Regions from separate parts of the Homo sapiens genome. Here region 2 is linked to region 1. The links are chromatin loops, found by intact Hi-C in ENCODE. Cell type or tissue: endothelial cell of umbilical vein. All regions are shown on one strand. Links, peaks and the distances in the headings refer to the core of each region. The heading gives the core; the rest is flanking DNA.

Region 1 (5,373 bases), core at 278-5,277:
AATAGGAAAGAACAGTGGACGAAGGAAAAGGCAAAGGGAAGAGGAAAGTGAATCCTCATTCTCTCTGGGACATACTGGGTGCTGAAACCTGTGTGGCAAAAAGTGTGTCATCTCACTGTACTCATGCAGCATAATCACCTGAAAAATGATATGGGTATAATTTTATCCTTAAGTGGCCTCTCCTTAAGGTCAAAGACAAAGGACAAGAAGAGAATTCTGTCTGTGGACCTGGAAGAACAACAAAAAATTAAAATGACAAATTTGGTGTTTTAGTTATTGTTCTCAAACTCATTAATCCTTGCTAGAAGTCTTCCTCCTGAAAGTTCCTTCTGAAATTGAGGTCCCATTTTACAAAGAAACTACATAATACGCTTCACCCTGTTTCTCTAGCTTCCAAACCAATGTTCTTTGGGGCTCTAGAAAAAACAACAATGACATGCAAATAAATTTGCATGTGGAAATATCCTGATTTCCACAGTTGTCCTTGAATGCATCTATTGAATTAAGTTACAGCTGAGGAATAACATCTGTTGTAAGTACAAATTAGCCTCTGTAACCTAACAGGAATCTCCTTGCACTTCACAAAGGATGAGACACTGACACTCGTCAACAACTGTGCAAAGTGTATTTACAATCTCAGTAAGAGATTCTAAATTAAATATAGACATATATAAATTTAACTTCTATGTGCAAAGTAACACACACAAGGATACCGGTTCCTCCAGGGAATTGTGCTGAGCTTCTCTGTTTACAGAGAAGTGATTAAAAGCATAAACAAAACCAGCAATTGTTTTAGAAGTGCCAGCCTACCAGTGCTGAGGTAAGTGTTCATCTACCTCATATGCATGATCTAAGTTATATCATAAAATCAAGATGCACCTGTGGGACATGATCATCCTGCCCAAGACCTTCAACTAGGCAGTGGAGATCAAGCCCAAGATAAGCCACCACTACCTGGGCAAGCTCTCCATCACCTACAAGCCAGTGAAGTACAGCTGGCTGGGTATGAGGGCCACCCACTCCTCCTGCTGAGCCAGTAAAGGCACACATGTCTCCAAACAAAACAAAACAAAAAAAACTCCCAATCAATGACTTATTTGGCTTCTAACAAAATGACCTACCAGGAAGTGTGGTAAGTATTTAAACAAGTCATCTCAGTGGTTTGTGTTAATCTAGAGTGGCCATCTCAATTACAGGTTAGCATTTGTAAGAAATGTCTAAATAACATTGGCTAATCTGTTTGTTAGAAAGGATCTCAGGGACATGCTCATGAATGTTTCAAGGATTTAGGGTGACTGCCCATCATTTCCATAGTCTGGAACCAAATCAAACTTCAGCGTTTAACTAGGCAAGTGTAATCTTATTTAACTCAAAATTTTCAGTGACAACTCAATAATGTGCTCCTGCCTTTCATAATAAAACTGCCTTGTTTATTCTTGGATATTATGTTTTTAATTTTAAGCAAGGATGGATGGCATCAGTCTAGAACTTCTCCCATGGCTGCATTAGAAACACATCTACATTAGAGGGTTGGCTCTTTGTCCTTGTTGGGAACCCAAATGCTCTGCACGCTCCTGTAAGCTATCTCCAATCCCACCAAAAACTTGAAACCAACACCATCTTCTGCCCTCCTGGATGGACCATGAAACCTTGATTTTCAGTCAGGTAAGAAAAGCTTATTCTTACTACTCTCCCCATGTAAGAAACTGTGTTTGAGGACCAGTCATTTGGACTTTGCTTCAAAAGGCACATTTATTCCAGTGGCAATTTAAATAAGTAGAGAAGGAAAAAAAAAGATTAAAAACAAAACAAACTAACAAAAACCAGGATGGGTTTTGTGGAATACATTAAAGTAAACAAAAATCTGGGGTCTATACAAACCACTCGAGCTCCTCACCAATAGTTTAACCAGAGTCCCTAAGGTAGAATTCACAGTTGTATCATGACACACGCCTTCAGAAAACACTGTTTAAGAAAGTAATTGAGAACTCTCAAGCAGCTTCCCCTGATGTCCAGTTCAAGTGTATGCAATGCAGAAGGCTGTGAAATTCAAAACTATGTGACAAAGAAAATTCAGTGCGTACCACAGGCTTTGATAAATTATGAAAAATCAATGTATATATTACTATTTAAATAACATCTGAAAAACATTTTGAAATAATTAACTTGTGTTCACATTCCATGCATTTTCTAGCAGGTTAAGCCCTGGGTTTGCGTCTTTGTGCCTGTTTCCTACAAAGCTCCATTCTTTTGACAAATCCAAGCATTCCTCAGACTGAAACAGAAGTTCCCAAGGATTCTATTTACCCTCTTTACTGTGTACCTGACCTCACAGGGGCTACTCCTTATTACCAATGGCACAGATGATTGGAAAAGCAAACTCTTTGGGGCTTTATTTGGGATTTTACTCACTGCCTTTGAGAAATCCCTGGATGTCAAAGACATCACCTGAATTTTTTCCAGGGGCAAGAACAAGTGACTATCTCCCTCCCGCTTGACCACCCCTGCCAACCTCCCTACTTCAAAGCCTCCAGTGGGTTGGGATCCCTTTGTAGCAGTGAACTTTTTCCCTATGGTTTTGCAGCACCTTCCTTGAGCAAAGAAGAAAACACAATGAAATTTGAAAACAAACCAACAATAGCAACAACAGAAACTCCAAACAGATGGGCGAACCAGTAGTCTCCTCCAAGGCGGAGGCTCACTTTTTACTGCAGAATTCGGAGCTGTTTAGGAACTTCCTGATTACCAGCCCCAGGCAGACCACCAGCAGCAGCATGTAGCCCACAGTACCCGAGAAAGTGGGTGCGGCAGGCGGCGCCTGGAGGAACTGGCGCAGGCCCTCTTCTACGTAGTACACCTGGTCGTAGATGCTGAGGAAGGTGAAGATGTGGAAGAGCTGGTGGCTGTGGCCGATAATGTCGAAAAGACCCGGCTGGATGCGCTCGGGGATCTTGCTCACGTTGAAGAAGGCGGCCACCACCAGCCAGAAGTAGCGGCGGTAGAAGTGCACGAAGAGTGTGGGGTTCTCCCCACGCAGGTCGAAGAGCCAGCTCTCGAGCATAATGGGGCAGGCCATGCTGAGCGGCATGACGAAGACGAAGGTGCGCAGCGCGAACGGGTAGGTACACCAGTCGGTACGGCTCTTGCAGCAGGCCACAGTGCAAGCCACCGCCAGCACGAAGGCCACAGGCAGCACCAGGGCGCGGTAGGCGGCGATAAGGCGCGTGCAGTCCACGTGCCAGCCCAGGCGCTGCTGCAAGTATGGAGTCATGACTCTGGCATCCAGCAAGCTGAGGCCTGGCAACAGGTAGTAGTAGTAGGCCACCGTGCTGCCGAAGCCGTAGTAGCTGATGGACGCGTAGTCCAGGTAGAAGAAGGCGGCGCGCAGACGCAGCGACAGGCAGCTGAACACGTGCGCCGTGCAGCTCATGGCGAAGGTCAGCAGCACTCCCGACGCGTAGCACCACAACGGTAGCAGCCACGGGTGGTGGAAGGGCACGTCGCCGCCGCTCAGGAAGAACAGACGGCAGAACTTGCTCAGGAACAGCAGCAGCGGGATGAAGTGCGTCCAGAAGTTGAGCGTCTCGTTGGTAGGCTTCAGCACCGAGGCTAGGCACTCCTGGGCCGTGCACGGCAGACGCCGGTAGCCCGACAGGATGAAGCACTCCACGAAGTCGTCGGGCACCTCGTCCCAGCGCAGCAGCGGCTTGGCAGACGCTGGGGGGTCCCGGGAGGCGGCAGAGTGGGAGTTCCGGGCGGCCCCCGAAGCTGCCGGGGCCGGGGCCGGAGGGCCTTTTGTGCCCGCGCCCCGGGGCTGCAGGCGCCGCGGCATGGTGCCCGGGGCTCGGCTAGGGCGCGCGCAGGCGACCTCTGGCGCCGGCTCCCGGGCGCTGGGCAGCCCCCGCCGGCCGCCGTCGGAGCCTTTGTGCCCACGCCGGGGGCGTCGCTGCAGGTTTAGGAGAAGACCCGTGCCTCCGAGCAGCCGCTCCTAAAAATTAAATAAATCAATAAGAGAATCAATTAATAGGCAGCGCTGCGACCGCCAGGAGCGCGGAGCGCGCGAGGCTCAGCGGCTTCCTCGCCAAGCCCCTGCTACCGGCGCGCGGCCGCCCGCGCTGCGGCAGCGGCGGCGGCGCGGCTGACTGCGGCGGCAGCGCGGCAGCGGTGACTGGGCATCGCGCGGTGCGGGTGCCTCCGCCGCCGCCGCCCCCGGAGCGGGAGGTGGGGATGTGCGAGCCGAGGCGCGGAGGGAGGGACGGGCGCACCGAGGAAGGGCGGGGGCCTCCCAGGCTAGGGTTTCGCGGCCGCTTCGGGGGATAGAGTTGTCCCCTGTCTCGAGTTCCGTACCATCCCCCTCCTCGGGCCGCCGCAGCCCGGGCCGCCCCGTTAATGATTGATGCGGGGGCCGCAGGCTGGTCGGCGACGCGGCGGCGCGCGCGCCGAGTACTAGAGTCGGCCCTGGGGTTCGAAACCCGACAGCCACGCGGGCGTTCTGGAGGACACTGGGGAGCCGCGTTCGCGGGGGGCGGGGAGCTGCGGCTGCGGGGGGAGGGGAGGGCGCCGGAGCCGGGCAGGGCGGAGAGATGCGCCAGCGGTAATCTCCGGAGGTCGCCGGGGAGGGGGGCACTCCGGAAGTCGGGGGGCTTTAAGCCCGCGTCCGGATCGGGGCCGTGTCATTGTCAGCTACCTGGGGATGCGCCTCTCGCTCCCTCACTGTCTTTGCGTGTGTGTTAGTGTGTGTGTGTGTGTGTGTGTGTGTGTGTCGGCCTGTCTACGCACTACACGAAGGCTTAGTTGGTCTTCTTTCGTCTAGTGGGCGCACTCAGGTGCGTCACCATTCTGCCGTTTCCCTCGCCCTTGTCCTGTCCGAAAGAACCGTCCGCAAGCTGCCCTGTGGTCGCGCTCACCAGCTCTTCGAGCCGCAGCTAACCCATCTTCTTGTTTTTGTGTCTTTAACTAGGACTTCTATTTGGAACTGAGTCCGACAGCTCAGGACTGGCTGCTCAAACTCCACAATTTAATGAAAAATCTCAGATGATGACTCAGAAAACCTCTAATGATCTGAGGAATATATTAAGGGATTCCAGAGTCAAAGGCTGATCATGGAGGGCATTGATGAGGGAAGACTTCAGGTAGGAGGTGCATTCTAGCAGGAACTGAAGAGAATGAAGTCCAGTTGGTAGAAACGGAGGGGGTGGCTTGGATAAATCTTATATGTAATTAATCAGAAGTACCTGGCAGGTGGCTGGAGACCAGAAGAAAGGAACACTGGAAGAATGAAAACGGTTGTGATGCACTGCAGTGTGAAAATATGCCCTTGAGCCTTAAAGAAAGGGGCTTAAGGCCGGGCGCGGTGGCTCACGCCTGTACTCC
Region 2 (5,373 bases), core at 96-5,095, 75 kb before region 1:
AGAGTCTTGAGTTCCAGTTACAGCTCCAACAACTACAAAGAACCAGTAGCAGCTTCCCTATTTGCAAAGCAGAAGTACAACTAAGCAGCACAGAGCACCTCTGTCCTCAACATTTTACGTGAGTAAAATTAAGCATAAAATTTTTCTATTAATAGCACAGCACTGTCCACAAGAAAAATTGTGATGACAGAAATACTATATTACATATTGTCCAGTAAGGCAGCCACTATCCACATGTGGCTATTGAGCACTTGAATGTGGCTAGTATGACTAAGAAACTAAATGTTTAACTTAATTTACATTTAAATAGCCAATACAGTGTGTTGGAACAATGCAGCTGTCTAAGAAATTGCTATAAAAATTTTAAAGTACTATAATGTAAGGACACATCTAAATTTCCAATCTGCAGGCTGTACTTTCGCATCAGAAAGTCCAACACGAAGGACTGGAAGTTTGGTGGTAACAACTAGGATTCACCTTTCTTAAAGCAAAAGTTAAAATCAGACATTTCCCATTCTTGCATTGATATGATAGAGTTTAATGAAAACCATTTAGCGGTGAAAGCTACCATGCTGGGACACATCTCCAGTTTGGACGAACAGAATGGGAGGCCAGTGAGTGAAAGCAAGATATTTCCCCCCAGCTACAGGAACTACAGTTTAAGGACCACTCTGAGGCTTTCCCATCTCCAGCGGCCTCTGTGATATTTTAATAAAAGTGATACTGAATCACTCAATGGGAACACTATTCTTGGTTTACTGACTGCAGGAACAGAAAAATGGGCTGGACCAACCAGCGTGGGAAAAACCTTTAATAGATGGCCTTGGACAAGGCCATAGTAGAGCACAGTCCTGTCTGGAATGGCTAAGCAGGGAGACAGAGCCTGGTGCATGTATCCTTCTAGCTGGTGCCACTATATCCTAACCGCAGGCAGAGCTGCTGAGAAAACACTGTGGGCAGAAGACTCCGCATTTCTTCATCTTCTCTGCTACCACCTTGTCTACTCCACCATCTTCCCTCTCCTGGATACCACAACAGCTTCCTAATTGGTCTCTCTGCCTCTACTCTTAACTCCCTACAGTTCATCTTCCACGCAGACACCAGATAAGCTCATTCCTCTGCTTAAGATCTTCCAGTGACTCCTACTCAAAACAAAATTCAAACTCTCCACCGTGGCCTACAGAGTCCTGTTTACCTTCTTCGCTTCTCTTCCCACTGTCCCCTTGCTCATTCCATTCCAGCCACTCCAACCTCCTTAATTTGTTCTTCAGACAAATCAAGCTTCTTCCCACTCAGGCACTGAGTTGAAGCATTTTACACTATCTCATTTTGTCTTCACAGTAATCCTAAGGTTTAAAGGAGGTAGATCCTGGACACACAGTTTATGGCGGTGAAACTGGAATTTGAATCCAGGGAAGTGACTGCTGAGCTCACAGGCTTTCCCTTCACAGGACATCCAGATGGAGCATCCATTTAACTTCCCCACTCCCACACAGGAAATCATGCCTCTCCTGAGGCAAACCGTTCCTTTATCAAGGAAAGCTTTCACTGGACGTGCCCCCCAACCCCAGTCAAAGTGTAAAGTCACATCAACCTGTCCGCAATACTCAGAACACATGGCCAACCATGAATTTCTACTTGGGCACATGACGCCTCTGAGCCATTGATTTTCTAGGGTCGTTTAAAACTTATGGCCATTTAATTACATTTAAAACACAATCACGACATGAAAATCAAGCTGCTTTTATTTTTGTTTCAGAGACTTATTTGACATTTATGTTAATAGTATTTCAAACTTATTTTCTATGACTTCTTTCCTGGCCACATGTGCTATAATAACATAATGAAATCTGTACCAGTTTGTGACATGGTTGGCATTTTACAAGAGGCCGTCAAGGCATGTAAGAGCTGAGTTTTATATTATGGAAGGGGACCTCTCATATCTGCCTGCAAAATGACCTCAGTGGGAATACCTTATTGCAAAGTAGGTTTTACTTTTACATAAAGTTGGGCTTCCCGACTGTCTGATCAAGTCAATTTCTATAATTGTTTCAGGCCTCAGCTTCCCCATCTATAAAATAGGGATGATAATAGATACTTTCTCATACAGTTGTTTTGAGGATTCTGGGTGATTATACTTGCTAACTACTTGGCATGGTAAATGCCTGGCACACAGTAACTGCTAGTTTACACATTCAGTGGGGGCTACTTTTTAAAAAATCTAAGTCCTCCAGTGGCACAATCTGACTGAAAGAAGCTCTCAGTGAACCAACGTATTCAATTACTAAACAACTTCCCAACAACGAAAAAGTGAAGAAGGTAACAGTCAATGCTATGCTGACTGGAAAGATGACTCACTCTAGTTGACTCTAAATCAGTTAAAAAATATATGGCTGTCTCTAAATCCAGCTTATCTTGACTCAGCATAATCTATGTTATTACTAATCAGCATGGACTTTTTATTGGCCCTTGGCTGCTATTTAGATTCCCACCCCCCCATTCTCTATTCTTAGACTGCCTTTAGAGGTGGTTTCAACCCAGGAACATTAAGTGGGCTTTTTTTATTTTTTTTCTTTTTCCTTTCCTAATGAGCATAGAGTAGTCAAAGCACTATCTTTGATCTTCCATTTCCCACTGGGAATTTATGAAGGCACGAGCAACAAAAAACTTATGAAGGTCATTACAACAGGCCTTTGACTGAAAACAGCTTTAATTATGAATCTATAAAACTCAACTGAGTCACACTGGGCTTTCAGAAACACATCTGCTCTGAGAATTTATTCCTTCAAGCATTATCTTGTGCCCTTTGTAATCACTAATGCAGGACACGACTAGATCTATTATATTAATAAAAATCTTCCCAATAGTTGGGGTAAATCCAACATTTCACTATTTCAGGCATTTGCCTCTTACTCAAATCCTAACACCAGAGGAAAAAGGCAGCAGCCTCACACTGTTGCCAACACCCACTTCCAGGAGAATACCTTTTTAAAAAATGCTTACTGTGATTTTCCAAGTACATTTGCTATTTGGAGGGTACACTCCAGGAAAACCTTCACTGCCAATAAATCCAGACTCTCCAGTAAGAATGCCACCACATGTGAAAACAGGTCTGGGAACATAAAAGAAGAAAAGATAATGTAATTTGAAACATGGTCTAACAATCTGATGTTACCTTCAGAAAGGTGTAGCCTATTAATATAAATAAAAGTTAATGTTGATTAATCAATGCTTGCACCATATAAGGGATCTGAAAATTTGCTAGCTCCTAGAATATTTAAATTATAGCCTGACAAAGCATTCAGTCCAGCGCCATCTGTCTCCATCATAATAACACAAGATTATATATATGTATAATCAAGTCCTCGGCATTGTGGCAAAGTCTTGTAGGAAAATGGTAAATACATCAATTTAACTGGGGGAGTGGGAGAGAAGGTAAGAGCCAGGCTGAATGAGAAGCATGGTTTTAAAGAAAGACAGGCAAGCAATTGGTTAATATAAAAAAAGTTTGTCGTTCCCATATTTGGAGAGATGCCCAGTTCTCCTCCCCCTTTCTGAAAATCACTCGCCATTGGCAGAGCTTCCCATCGAAAGGGAGGCTGATGTTGATGGAGGCTGAAGAGGTGATGCCAAAGTTGGCCACCGGGCAGGTCCCACAGCCCAGCTCCTGGGGCCTTCCAGAGGTTGGCGAAGAGTTAACTTTCCGGAGCGGCTCCCTAGGCGCCGCGCCGCTAGGGTTGTTCCCTAGTTTACGTCTCTGGGCAAAGCCTCTCGGGGAAGGAAAAAAAACAGCGGTAAACCAAAATCCACATATTTGGGCCCCAGTGCTTCCCTCTGGCCCCATAGACACGAGGAGAGGGGAGACACAAGTCAGATTAAGCCCCGCCACGTGGTGGCCAAGCCAGCTGCAGGGCCATCCGGCAGGCCGGGCTGGGGACCCAGGAGGGAGCCCCGCGAGCAAGGATGGGTCCCGAAGTCCCGGGCTTAGCCTACCCGAGGGTGGCGGACGCCTGCACCGCGCGGGAGCGCAGGGTCGAGCGCTGGGTCACCCAGGCGCGCCGAAGCGGGTTGAGTAAAGCAGCAGGCGAGGCTGCAGGGGTGGAGGAAGGGAAAGGAGAGAAAGGGAGCCCGGGCAGGGGTCGCGTTACCTCTCTGGGGACTGCTGCCGCGAGAGCTGGGTGGCGGCAGCCAGCAGCAGGCAGAGTGGCGCCCAGGCGTTCGCGCCCCTCATGGCAGCGTAGACGCTCGGGGTTTGCACCCCACGGCGCGCGCGCCGGCACACACGCCCCTCCGCACCCACCGCGCTCACACCGCCGCTCACACTGGCAGCAGCGCTGGCTCACACCGGCGCTCGGCTGCCCGCGCGCTCCCTCTCACGCGCGCACCGCCGCGGGGCGGCCCAGGTAGCCGGGGGATACGCGGCCGGCAGGGCGGAGGCACTTTTAAAGGCGATTATGGTGCCGTCTGACTCGACGCTTAGTTTCCCCTGAGGAGCTGCTCTGGCAGCCACAGGCCACTGCTGAATATCCCGTTTGTTCTCCGGCGGCAGGAGGGGCGGCTCCGAGGCCAGAGCCGCCCCCTCTCGTGGGGCGGGCGAACGTCTCCTCCCGGCACCCCGGGACCGACGGGTCCTCTCTCGTCCAGCCCTCAGGGACCCCGGGGAGAAGAGGAACCCCTTGCGGAGTGGCACCCCAGCGGCCCGGGCCCCGACGCCCAGAGACGATTCTCAGGGAGGGCTTCTGGTTTTGCTTTGGGGAATGTTTTTCCCAGTTGCTTTTAAATAAAAAGTAATAGCGCTTGCTGGCTGCTGGAAAGCCTGGGGGTCCTTCTTTGTCTCCTTCAAAACCCAGATCCAAGGAAAGAAAGGGAAAAGGGATTTTATTGTATTTTAACTTCTGTGCTTATTCTCCTCTCTCTCTCTCTAGATACTTTTCTTTTTTTTACTGGTATGACAATGACAAGGAAGACAGTCTCTGTGCCGGGATTTAAACACGGGTTTTCAGGCGAGCGATTTCTGTGTGAACTGTCATTAAATGTCAGATAATGAAGACGGAACCAAATCAGCAAATCTCACCATCCCATGTCATGTTCTGAAAATGGTGTTTCTCTGCTTGCATCTCTCTGTTCTTAGACCTTTCCAACAGCATCTTTCTGTGGTATTAACGGGTTAAAATTTACGGAGAATTCGTTTTTCTTAGACGAACAATTCTAGCCTTGTGGAATCAATACTCTCTTTTACTTAATTACAGAAATATAATTTTAAACATTTATTTTGTTAAGAGCTTCCCAATAACCAGGGATTAATAAAAGAATGACAGGAACAGACTAGATTCATAGAGATTTTTAATAATCACCAGCTATGGGAGATACAGC

What was found. A loop is a pair of places that touch in the nucleus more often than their neighbours do. Peaks named below come from ENCODE experiments on the same cell type or tissue, not always from the same donor. Only the 100,000 strongest peaks of a DNase experiment are listed, where the experiment ranks them.
Region 2: it touches region 1 in a loop (2.1-fold over the local background); 3 of 110 quality-filtered maps call a loop at or near these places.

The regions. Positions count from the first base shown.
Region 1 is chr3:142,959,505-142,964,877 of GRCh38, forward strand. It overlaps PAQR9 (progestin and adipoQ receptor family member 9), which reads right to left and starts at 4,170. Exons shown (of 1, transcript NM_198504.4): 1 at 1-4,170. The coding sequence starts at 3,832. The coding sequence ends at 2,699. PAQR9-AS1 (PAQR9 antisense RNA 1) reads left to right here and starts at 4,554. Exons shown (of 5, transcript NR_125393.1): 1 at 4,554-4,594; 2 at 4,961-5,132. RefSeq lists an enhancer at 1-3 and a silencer at 3,199-3,384. In endothelial cell of umbilical vein, for the core only: no CTCF peak of the experiment used is centred there; no DNase peak of the experiment used is centred there; H3K4me3 peaks cover 926 bases; H3K27me3 peaks cover 3,358 bases.
Region 2 is chr3:142,884,666-142,890,038 of GRCh38, forward strand. PCOLCE2 (procollagen C-endopeptidase enhancer 2) reads right to left here and starts at 4,418. Exons shown (of 9, transcript NM_013363.4): 1 at 4,149-4,418; 2 at 3,004-3,112. The coding sequence starts at 4,231. It overlaps LOC124909443 (a long non-coding RNA gene), which reads left to right and starts at 3,599. Exons shown (of 2, transcript XR_007096122.1): 1 at 3,599-3,794; 2 at 4,926-5,373. RefSeq lists a silencer at 4,361-4,410. In endothelial cell of umbilical vein, for the core only: no CTCF peak of the experiment used is centred there; no DNase peak of the experiment used is centred there; H3K4me3 peaks cover 1,101 bases; H3K27me3 peaks cover 2,472 bases.